Regions from separate parts of the Mus musculus genome. Here region 2 is linked to region 1. Evidence: chromatin loops called from intact Hi-C (ENCODE). Cell type or tissue: left cerebral cortex. All regions are shown on one strand. Links, peaks and the distances in the headings refer to the core of each region. The heading gives the core; the rest is flanking DNA.

Evidence for each region. A loop is a pair of places that touch in the nucleus more often than their neighbours do. Peaks named below come from ENCODE experiments on the same cell type or tissue, not always from the same donor. Only the 100,000 strongest peaks of a DNase experiment are listed, where the experiment ranks them.
Region 2: it touches region 1 in a loop (2.7-fold over the local background); 2 of 42 quality-filtered maps call a loop at or near these places.

The regions. Positions count from the first base shown.
Region 1 is chr19:10,877,938-10,883,312 of GRCm38, reverse strand. It overlaps Tmem109 (transmembrane protein 109), which reads left to right and starts at 1,570. Exons shown (of 4, transcript NM_134142.1): 1 at 1,570-1,661. In left cerebral cortex, for the core only: CTCF peaks have their summits at 1,247 and 2,954 (motif pointing right); DNase peaks (open chromatin) are centred at 2,412, 3,018, 4,685, 4,905 and 1 more place; H3K4me3 peaks cover 2,327 bases; H3K27ac peaks cover 2,469 bases.
Region 2 is chr19:10,802,643-10,808,017 of GRCm38, reverse strand. The region is part of intron 1 of Cd6 (CD6 antigen); the gene reads left to right. Among named protein-coding and RNA genes, the nearest start is that of Cd6, 25 kb to the left of the region's middle. In left cerebral cortex, for the core only: no CTCF peak of the experiment used is centred there; DNase peaks (open chromatin) are centred at 1,914, 2,224 and 4,226; H3K27ac peaks cover 4,101 bases.

The DNA of each region.
Region 1 (5,375 bases), core at 66-5,065:
CAGAGTTGAAGTTTATTAAAGATAAGTTGATACATATTTTTAGGAACATGATTTAACAGAGGGGGTGGGGGAGAGAGACAGAGACCAGGAAAAGAGTAAGACATAACCAAGTGTTTATATAGGATTCTGAAGAGGGAGTCACAAATAAGTGTCACACCATTAGCCCATATAAAACATCCTGGCAGCTCTCAAGTTATGCCTTAAAAGGGTTGTTAAGAATTGGTTTTTTTATCCTTTTCTCTCTTTCTGATTAGTGATATTATAGGATGGCTCCAGAAGTGACTGGGTTAGGAATATAATCTAGTAAAATATAACTATGAGCCACTAGGATTGCACCCTTTAGGGGAGGGCTAGGACAGGTCTTTCTTACTGTAAATGTAAGTTTCTAGTGAAGTTCTTAGAAACTTGTAGGTTTACAGCTGGGAAGAGAGAAACACCTAAAGTAGTTTTTGATTCTCAGTTGATGGGAGGTTTTAACAAGACTCCTAAGGGAAGTCCTCCTTTCCCTTCCAATGTTCCCATACATTTCTAATATGTGTGCCTATGTTAATTTCCCAAAAGGCACTTGCAAACTAAAACTAAGTCTAGAAAGAAACCAAAAACACCACTCCCACCCCCACCACCCCTGAGATCTTTTCCACTAAGGCACGCCTGACAACCCGGATTCAATCTCCGGGATCCACACAGCAGGAGAGAACTGACTTCCATAGGAGTATTGTATTGTGCCTGCACACCCGAACGCATGCATAGAATACATAACTACACGTAATTTTAAAATTTATGGGTTGGTGAGATGGTTCAGCGGTGAAGAGCACTAACTGCTCCTCCAGAGGTCCTGAGTTCAATTCCTAGCAACCACATGGTGGTTCACAACCCCCTGTAATGGAATCTGATGCCCTCTTCTGGTGTGTCTGAAGACAGCTACAGTGTATTCATATAAATAAACCTTTAAACAATTTTTACATCTCTGCCTACCTCATCCACAAAGCTACCTCAGTGTTCTAAGGTTTAAAACAAACAAACAAACAAAATAACCCCAGGGCACCTGGGTTGCTTTCCTTTCCCTAACAATTGTAAGCAAAGCTTTGGTGGTCACCCACACATTTTGGGTGAGGTTTTGCTCTCTTCCAGAGCATATGAGTTTCTCCAAGGCCGTACACCGTTCATGTGCCCACTAACACCTTGTGCCTTTCCCCCCTGATGTGCCATTTTTAGCGTGAAAGGTTTCTCAGCCCTCCAAGTGCTCGCCAGCGCCCCGCCTTAGGAACTGCACTTCCCGGGAGGAAACTGCCGCCCTAAATGCGTTGTAGACTCGGATCTGCACCGAATCCCGCATCGAGCACCAACTCTACCCACGCCACAGCCTCGACAGTTCTTTCTTTCCCCTTTCCTGCCAAAGGCTTCGCTTCCGTTCCAACTCCAATTTCCGGCGCCATTCTTCTCTTGGAAATATTTGGGAGGGAAAAAACACGTACAAACCATAATGGAGCGAGCAGAGCGCATGCGTCCACGATGCCTGCCAGAAAGACCTGCCAGTCTCCTCCGTCGACCGCCCCGCGCATGCGCAGACTATAAACCAACACCCCGGGAGTTGAGGCGCCGGTTTGGTGGCGCGTTTTCTAGCGAAGTCCCACGTGAAGGATAGCGGTGACCGGAGCAGGGTGAGTGAGGGCCGAGACCAGGGCTGTAGATGCAGCTTAAAGGACAGATTTGCAGGAGGTAACAGGGCGGAGCCGCAAGGCCTTGCGAGCCCTAGTGGGGAGGGGTCGAACGTGGAACGTGGGGCTTAACAAGTATGGGACCCAGATCCTCGTTGCTATGCAACCAGGGGCGTTGTTACTAGGTAACCCTGGAGGAGAGTGTTTCCCGGGATGAGTGGGTTCGAGCGCTGAGGTCTAGCCCTCCGGAGGGAGCAGCTGCCAGATTTGGGGGATGAGGCCAGTGCCGAACTGCACACCTCCCCCAGCCCCATGGTCCAGCCTCCTGCCGCCTCAGTTGGAGCCCCCCTCAGGGTATCCTGACCTCATGGGCCTCGCGACGCCACTATGGAGTGCTTGGCAGGGGATGTGCTGTTCGAAATAGCACATGCCACTGACCCTATTGCCTGGAGTCTGGGCCTTGGGAAGGGAGCGGCAAGGCTGCACACCCCCCCCCCCCCCCTTTGCAAACACCCTGCCCCACAAACAGTTGCTGGGTAGCAGCTGTCAGGGGTTTAGCGAGGGCTGCCTCCGACCTGCCAGAACGCTGACTTCATTCTCCTTAGTGGTGACTTCGCCACGTTTAGGACCTTCTATCTCAGCTGTGCTTCTCATGTGGCTGTCGTATATTTGGACTGACTATTCAAATAACCTCCTCCCCTTCCCTCCCCCCCCCCCCCCCGCCACCTCTCCATGTCTTTATGTCCTACACTTGTGGCTTCTTGGCAGGGCTTCTGATACTCATTTAGCAAGCACTTAGTCATTCTATGCTAGGTGCTGGGGATTCCAAGAAAAGTTAATGTCAAGTTAGTCTGAGAGTCACTGGGAGGCTGTGGGACAAACTTTGAACACAGTGCTTGCACAAATTATCTAACTTCTTGAAGTAACTCTTAACCCAGTTTCAACAGAACTTACATTTGAGGAGATTGAATTTCAGATAGGTTAAGTAACAGGTGTAAAGGTAGTGGCGGCTAACTTGTGATAGATCTGAACCTGTGTCCTTTGTACAGAGAGCTCTTAGGAGGCTTTGCTTAAAGTAGACTTTTCTCTGCGTTGCTGATCTTTGCAACCACTGTTTGATTATGCCTCAGGAATCCTGGGGAGCTTTAAAAACAAAACAAAAAGGCTGAGCTCCTCCCTGGGAGGGTCTGAGTGGGTTGCCTGGGTGGGGCAAACACCCTTGTTTAACAGGCTAGTCAGGCAGGTCAGATGGGCAATCCAGAGTGAGGATTGCAGATCCACAGGACTGCAGTGAGTAGTGAAGGAACCGTGGGGGCCAGCAGAGGGCACCAAGTTAGTTCTTGCCCCTGTAGTGATTTATAGCGAGAAAGGAAAAAGAAGAGGAAGGAGCACTGACTGGAGGTAGTGTGGACAGCCCCACCCCGCCCTGGCAGAGCAAACCACAGCTGAACATAGAGTGACGTCTCACCACCATAGTAAGTAAAGCAGTTCCCCAGCTGAGACTGTCCCTACTAAGCTGAATTGCAGCTGTCTGAACAGGAGTGGCCAGTCTCAGTGCTATCTCTGGCTGTCCCTTCTTACTCTCTTGGTGTGTAACCTGTAAACTCTCAGCGGGTGGGTCATCTTCCAGTATGAAGGCTTTTCTTGGGAGGTTTGGGTGTCTTCGGCTTTACGCTCGATGGTAGGTAATGGAACGGTATGTTCCCATAGGCAGAGAGCAGGTCTTACCAAGGCAGTGTGGACGTGTGGGACAAGCAAAAGGGCAAGCCTGAGCTGCTGGACTTGGGGACACGGTCCCTATTTCTGTTCTCAGCAAAATGGGGTGTCATGATAACTATAGGGCTGGTGAGATGCTCCATGGGGGGAAGGGACCTGCCACTAAGCCTAATGAACTGAGTCCGATCCCTGGGACCCACATGGTGGAAGGAGAGAACCAATTTGTTTAAGTTGGTCTTTGGCTTCCACACATGCAAACATACACACTTGTATACACACACTGTTCTTTTGTAACTAAGTGGTAAAGTGCTTGCCTACCTGTTAGCTCTGAGTTTGATTTCCAGCTACACACACACACACACACACACACACAGATTGTCATAAAAATTAAATGAAGTAGACAACACTTAGTAAATTACGAATCACTATTAAAATTTGATAACTTATACACATTTCCATGTGTGGAGTACCTCCTGTTTGAGGAAACAAAAACGTTTCAGACATGTTCCCATCTTTCAGAGGCCAACGCTGTTTGTCTTTTAATGGCCATAGCATCTTTCTGTATTAATAATATTTTGATGAGTGCTAGTATGTATGTCCTTAATTGGTAGTATTTGCTTTTATATACAAAGCCCTGGGTCCAGTTCCTAGTGCAACACACAGGTAACACACACGTGGCACATACCTGTAAACTCAATACTTGGTGGAAGAAGGAAGATCAGGAGTTGAGAGTCATCAGCAGCATGAGGAGTTCGGGCTAGCCTGGGCTACATCAGGCCCTGACTTAAAGAGCAAAACTGCAAAGTTCTTGATGAGACATGAGGAAGCATGATGATGGTGGGTCAGATTCATATTGCCTGAGCCTCACTTAAAAAAGGAAAGGAAAGGAAAGGAAAGGAAGAGGAACTGATGAAGAAAGTAGCTTGCCAGTTTTCTTCACACCCAGTGTTCTCCAGAATCCTGTGAGATTCTGGCACACTTCAGCTCACCTAGAAGAGCAGTGCTGTCCTCAAGGTGGAGGGGTTAAGTTCAAGGTTCCCTAGACTGGGGCAGGTGGCTGCTTTAAGTTGAAACTGGCCCAGAGAACAGGCTGCTGTGGGAGTTGCAGCTCATGTCACCCTGACCTTCTAGTAGGGAAGAGACGACACCTGATTCCTCCTGTTGGAGGTCCTTGGATATAGGATCCAACCCAAGATAGCAGGCCTGTTCTTTAGGGCCCCAATCATGATTGTGACCCAGATACCTTAGGAACCAACCCATGTTTTCCGCAGCTCCTACCAGTGGCAGGCAGGAACCATCTGGCTCTTGATTTGTGCCAAAGAGAAGAAGATTCTTTCAGCTTGAGGCTTTTTCACTTGAATTGTGTGTCCTGCAACTCCATTTGACCTTGGGGGGCGGGGTGTGTCAGGCAGCTGTTTCTGGTCCAGAAGCTACCCCAATGAAGTATTTTTAGAGTCTTTTTTTTTTTTGCGCCTTCTCTGCCCAAATGGTGGAACATCTTTCTATTCCCTCTCTGCTATCCAGATGACTCTAGATTTGCAGCCAATTCCCCCCAGTACTCTGGTAACCACACATACTTCAAACCCTGGCTTCTCCACCACCTTAGAGCCTCGGCTCAGCCTCGGCTCAGAAGCTCTGACTCACAGGACCTCTCTGGAGCTGCAGGTGTCCTTTTGAGGCCAAGGTAGAATGGGATTTACTAGAGTCCTTTGACGTTTCTCAGCAGAGTGGCAAAGAAGAAGTGGGCCTGCAAACATTCTTCTTACCTACTCCTTACCTGCTTCAATAGGTTGGTGCTTGCTGACTCCTCACTCACGTGTGGCATCATGTTGTGGATGAGATCAGAGCACAGAGCACAAGGTGCTTGGGCAAGTTTTCGCCATAATTCCCAGAGATGGTTGGTGAATGCCAAGTGTGTTCGAGCTTATGGATAATCTGTTATGTGACTTTATAAGTAACTTCTAAACTTGAACACAGTTCAGCAAAGAGGTTGTGGACCAA
Region 2 (5,375 bases), core at 170-5,169, 75 kb after region 1:
CACTGGAGCGGAGAAATTTTCAGTGATCAAGAAAAAAACAAAAAACAAAACAAAAAACCAAGCAGGGGCTCTAGAGATGGCTCAGTGGTTAGCGGCACTGGTTGCTCTTCCAGAAGACCTGGGTTCAATTCCAAGCACCTACATGGCAGCTCAAAAATTGTCCATAACCAGTTCCAGGACATCTGATAACCGCACCCAGGCAGACAGACATGCAAGCAAAACACCGATGCATATAACATCAAAGATAAAACATAGGTGAGCGGGCACCGGAGGAGCGGCGCAGGGCTGGCGGGGGGGTGGGGCTTCAGGGGCTCTGGGGCCCGGCAGGTTGCTTCAGACAAGCACTGATGTCAGCCTGGTGTCTTCAGGACGCGTTTCTCATGGTCAAACAGATGAAGTTATTTTAATAATGTTTTATTACCTAAAATATTTTCGTTTCTTAGTGAGTCTCCTCTCTATCCCATTTCCCTCATTAGGTCATTAGAATACAGTTTGGACTTCACATTTAAAGCACATCTAACTTAGACATTAATGTTTTGAAATAAGTAATCTGCATTGGGTGTGGTGACGACCACATACCTGGAATCCCAGCACTCAGGAGGCTGAGGAGAGAAAATGGCTGTGGGTTTGAGTGCTAGTGTGGGCTACAATGTAAATACTGTGTAACAGAATCCTGCCTCAAAAAGAAGAATAAAGAAAGGGCGATATTGCTGCCGAGGTGTGGCACACTTCTTTAATCCCAGCACTCGGGAGGCAGAGGTAGGCGGTTCGGTTCGAGGCCAGCCTGGGTTTACAAAGTGAGTTCCAGGACAGCCAGGGCTATACAGAGAAACCCTGTCTCGAAAAAGAAAAAGAAAGAAAGAAAGGGCGATTGCTATACCCAGGTTGTTCCAAGCATTTTTAAAAAGCTCTCCAAGCCCAGGGAGATGATGGGTCAGGAGGTAAAGACAATTGCTGAGCAAGCCTGGTAACATGGATTAGATCTCCAGAATCCACAGTCTACATACAGGAGCAAAGAGAATCGATTCTAGGAAGTTGTCCGCTGACTTCTACACATTGCACTGGCAAGAGCTCCCACCTCACACATGATGATGATGATGGTGATGATGGTGATGATGGTGATGGTGGTGATGGTGGTGATGATATTGGTGGTGGTGATTTATTCTTTTAAAAAGTTCTCCAATGGTTTTACTGAACTTAAAATTAAATAGCGATACATCAAGTTAAGTAAAATGAAGCTTTCCATTCCTCAACTGCACAAACCACACCCCAGGGGTTGTGTGTGTCCACTGTCATAGGGGTCACAGGACAATCTTCTAAACATAGGTCCAAACAAAGGAATAAAACATAGTCTTCCCAGATCCATGTACATGGTGGCCTTTAGGCTGTGAGCACTCCACACACAGTGACAGTGGCCCAGCCTTTGCAGCTGGATGCCAAGTGCGTAAAGAAGCTGTCCTGTCTATGCTTGGGTTCAGAAAGTGGCTTCAAGATCTAGGTTTCTCAGGTTCAAATCTTGCCCTCATCACTGCTCAGCTGTAACGAGGTCCCTAGACCATTTGCTGAACGACACAGGCCTGACAAGGGGGCTCATTCAAGGGAGCTCTCGGGAGGTATCTAGTCCATCTTCCATGTAAATCAGATGAAGGGCAGCTACATCTGTAAGACACGTAGTAATGGTCAGTAGTTGATCTCCCTCATTTTAATCTAATTACCAAAGAAGGCAAGGGATGGGAAAGATCGAAATGGTCGCCTACTCATTATACCAGTGAGAAAACAGAGCCACACAGTAAGGTAACAACAAGAACCAACCGAGAACCCCATCTGCCATTGCTTAGCCTCGCGGTCCCTACAGTGCCTCCCTCTAGAGAATACTGACATTTTCAGGGAAAATGCCCAGATCTTGGAATCGCATGAGCTGTTTCTTCCCAGGAGGGAGTTGGCTTTAGTTATTAGCCTGGCATATGGTTTGCTCTAGCTTTATTTACAGGGTCATGTGAGCAGCCTGCCCAGAGAACCAGTACAAAATCTCATTTTACCAGTGCTGTGGGCAGCCGCCTAGGGCACTTATTGGAAGATGTATGAGTGAGTGGGCGAGTTCGTTTTTATTTTGATGTAGAATATATGGACATTTTAGAAGAACGCAAAGCAAGCAGAGAGAGGAAAAACTCATCGTGGGAGAATGTTTTCTTTTTCTGATAATCTTTCTTCACTGGCAAAGACTGGTCTCCATCTTTTTCTATCCTCTTAGCATCCTTTTTCTGCCCAGTGAATGTGGCCAGCCAAAAGAATCAGGGTGCTGCCCATGTGTAGCTTACAGAGCAGGGCTGTGCTGGCTGGGTTTCTGTTGCTGAGGCACATACATTTAAAAATGAATTAGGGAGGAAAGGTTGATTTGGGCTTACAGCTTTAGGGGTGTCAATCCATCACTTCAGGGAGCACATGGCAGGGCAGAGCCATTTACCACATGGTGGCCAGGGAGGAGGAGAGGAAGGAGGGAGGGAGGGAGGGAGGGAGGGAGGGAGGGAGGGAGGGAGGGCGAGCACACAGTTGCTCTCATTGGCTTGCTCTTCTTTCCTGTTTTATTCTATGCAGGTTCTCAGGTTCTCAGCCTATGGGATGATGCCACCCACATTCAGGATCCCTTCCCTTAGTGAATCCTCTTGGGAAATGTCATCAGACATACCTAAATGAAAACTGCCATTTTAAATTACATTTTTATTTATTTTGTGTGAGTGTGGCTGGAACACTCAGAGGACAACTTGCAGGCATCTGTTCTCTCCTGTCATATGGGCCCCAGGTCCCATCTCAGGTTGTCAGCCTTGGAAGCCAGCACCTTTATCTGATTTACTAATTTTCTAGATGATTCTCTATCTGGTCAACATTAACCTTCACATGGGACAGATGCCATTATCAGCTTGTGACCAAATAACTATGTCACTCTCTTGGCTCCGTCCACAAAGAAAAGCCTCCAGCCACCACAAGAGAACACTACAGAAGATGAACTTGAACCCTTCTGGGTCCCTGGAAGAACTTGACAAGCTAGAACTGGGTCAGGGGCAAGCAAGGGCTGGAGGGAAACACAGAAATCTGTGAACTGGCCTTCAGCCACTTGTCATTCTATTGCAAACCTCCACCCTATCATTAAAAACCCTCTGTGAATACTTTATGATAGGTATTTTTAATGTGCTGTGTGTTTCTAGCCAGTCCCCCAGTGGTTTTCAGAGAACTCAGCTGTCTTTGTTTTTTTTTTGGGGGGGGGGAGGCAGGAGGAGAATGTGGATTTTCGTGTGCTTTGGTTTTGTGTGATAGAAACACGAAGCTTTTATCTGTGATGACAACACATATGGGAGCAATCTGTCCCCACTACAGGCCCTGGGTGACTCAATGTCATATTGATTCATCTTTACCACAAGCCTATAGCATGGCGAGACTTATTTAAGTTTGTAAAGGTGTCACCTAAGGCTCAGAGAGGGTCAGTGACCTGCGCCAGTAGCTGGAAGGACACTCCAACCCCTAGTCCCAAATATGGGCTCCAATTTCCATAGAGAACCGATTTCAGAAGTTACCCTCTGTCTTAGTTAGGGTTTCTATTCCTGCACAAGCATCATGACCAAGAAGCAGTTGGGGAGGAAAGGGTTTATTCAACTTACATTTCCACACCGCTGCTCATCACTGAAAGAAGTCAGGACTGGAACTCAAGCAGGTCAGGGAATAGGAGCTGATGCAGAGGCCATGGAGGGATATTCTTTACTGGCTTGCCTCCCCTGGCTTACTCAGCCTGCTCTTTTACAGAACCCAAGACTACCAGCCCAGAGATGGCACCACCCACAAGGGGCCTTTCCCCCTTGATCACTAATTGAGAAAATGTCTTACAGTTGGATCTCATGGAGGCATTTCCTCAACTGAAGCTCCTGTCTCTGTGATAACTCCAGCTGTGTCAAGTTGACACAAAACTAGCCAGCACACCCTCCCTTTCTCTTCTCTTCTACCGTCCCCACTTCCCTTCCCTTTAACCCAACAAAAGGTCTTGCACAATCCAGGCATGCTCTGGCTCTGAGATCCCACACTAGCCCTCGAGGCTACTTCTGCGGATTAAGTGCCCTGAAGCAGAAGTATAGGCAGCTGCTGGCTTGGCTTGCTGCTGTCGTGGGTGCTTGCAAACAGTTCCCCATGTTTCTAACCATGTTTCTAGCCGTGATCCATGCCACACTTCCCACAAGGTTCTTTCTGTAAATCCAATCTCATTTCCCAGCCCTCCCTTCCAACTCTCACCCTGCCTCCTCCCCCACACGAAACCTTCATCCATCTTGCGTTCAACTTCATTACACACCCATGATTTTCTCAGCATCTCAGGTCGAGCCAGTGGCCATCGGTGCCTTGGACTGTAGCTCACACAACTGTTTACTCAAGGGGGACCCAGGAGTCCCCTTACTGAATTTGCTTCAATGTTGGGATGGCCAGTGGAGTCACAGCTTCTCTTTTAGTGTCCAGACTCCTCACCATCTCTCCCCTGAGAGGCCTACAGGAACCCATGGGCCTCAATGGCACAAGATAATGGCACCTGAGTTCTGGTTCCTCAGACTCTTCTGTGGGCTTTGCTGTTGTTTTGAGACTGGGTTTCACTTTGTAGCCAAGGATGATCCTGAACTTGCAATCCTTCCACCTCTAACTCTGATGTGCTGGGATTACAGATGTGTACCACTGCGTCTGGGTTCTTCTGCAAGTTTGGTGTCCTGAGAAAGAGTCTTACTTTGTAGCATCGGCTGTCTTGAAATTCTCCATTTTCCTCTCTCAGCCTCTTGGGTGCTGGGATCATGGGCTTATGCTGCTCCTGGCTTCCTTCGGGCTTTGTCCCTCCTGTGTTCAGAGTTCCCTTGGTGGTACCTTCTCCTCAGTGGCTCTCTCTGCCTGTCCCATCTGGGCTTCTTGGGCTTCAGATTGGGACTGGATGGCAAAGCCAGCCTCACGGCTGGCTGGGGCTGCTCTCTCCAGTTCTTCCACTCCAGTCCTTCCCTTTCTTGGTCCATTGCTTCTCAGCATGGAAAGCACAGCCCAAGGTCGTGATCGAAAGAATGAAGGATAAGGATGCTCTTAAACTTCTGATCCTCCTGCCTCCATCTCCCAAGAGCTGGGGTGCTTTGCGTTTCCGTGTTCTCTCACTGTTCCCATAGGTACCTTTTACAGGCATATACTAAAGAACAGCCATGTGACCAAGCCTTCCCTGCGCTGCTTTCTTCTCTGTGTCTTGCTTTTCCTACTTAATACACATGAACATCCCTTGGACCAACGCGGCTCTGTTTCTCTTTCCTTCCTTTTCTTCTCTTTTCCCACCTCCTAGAATGTGCTGCACTGACCAGGATGGCCCTGATCCA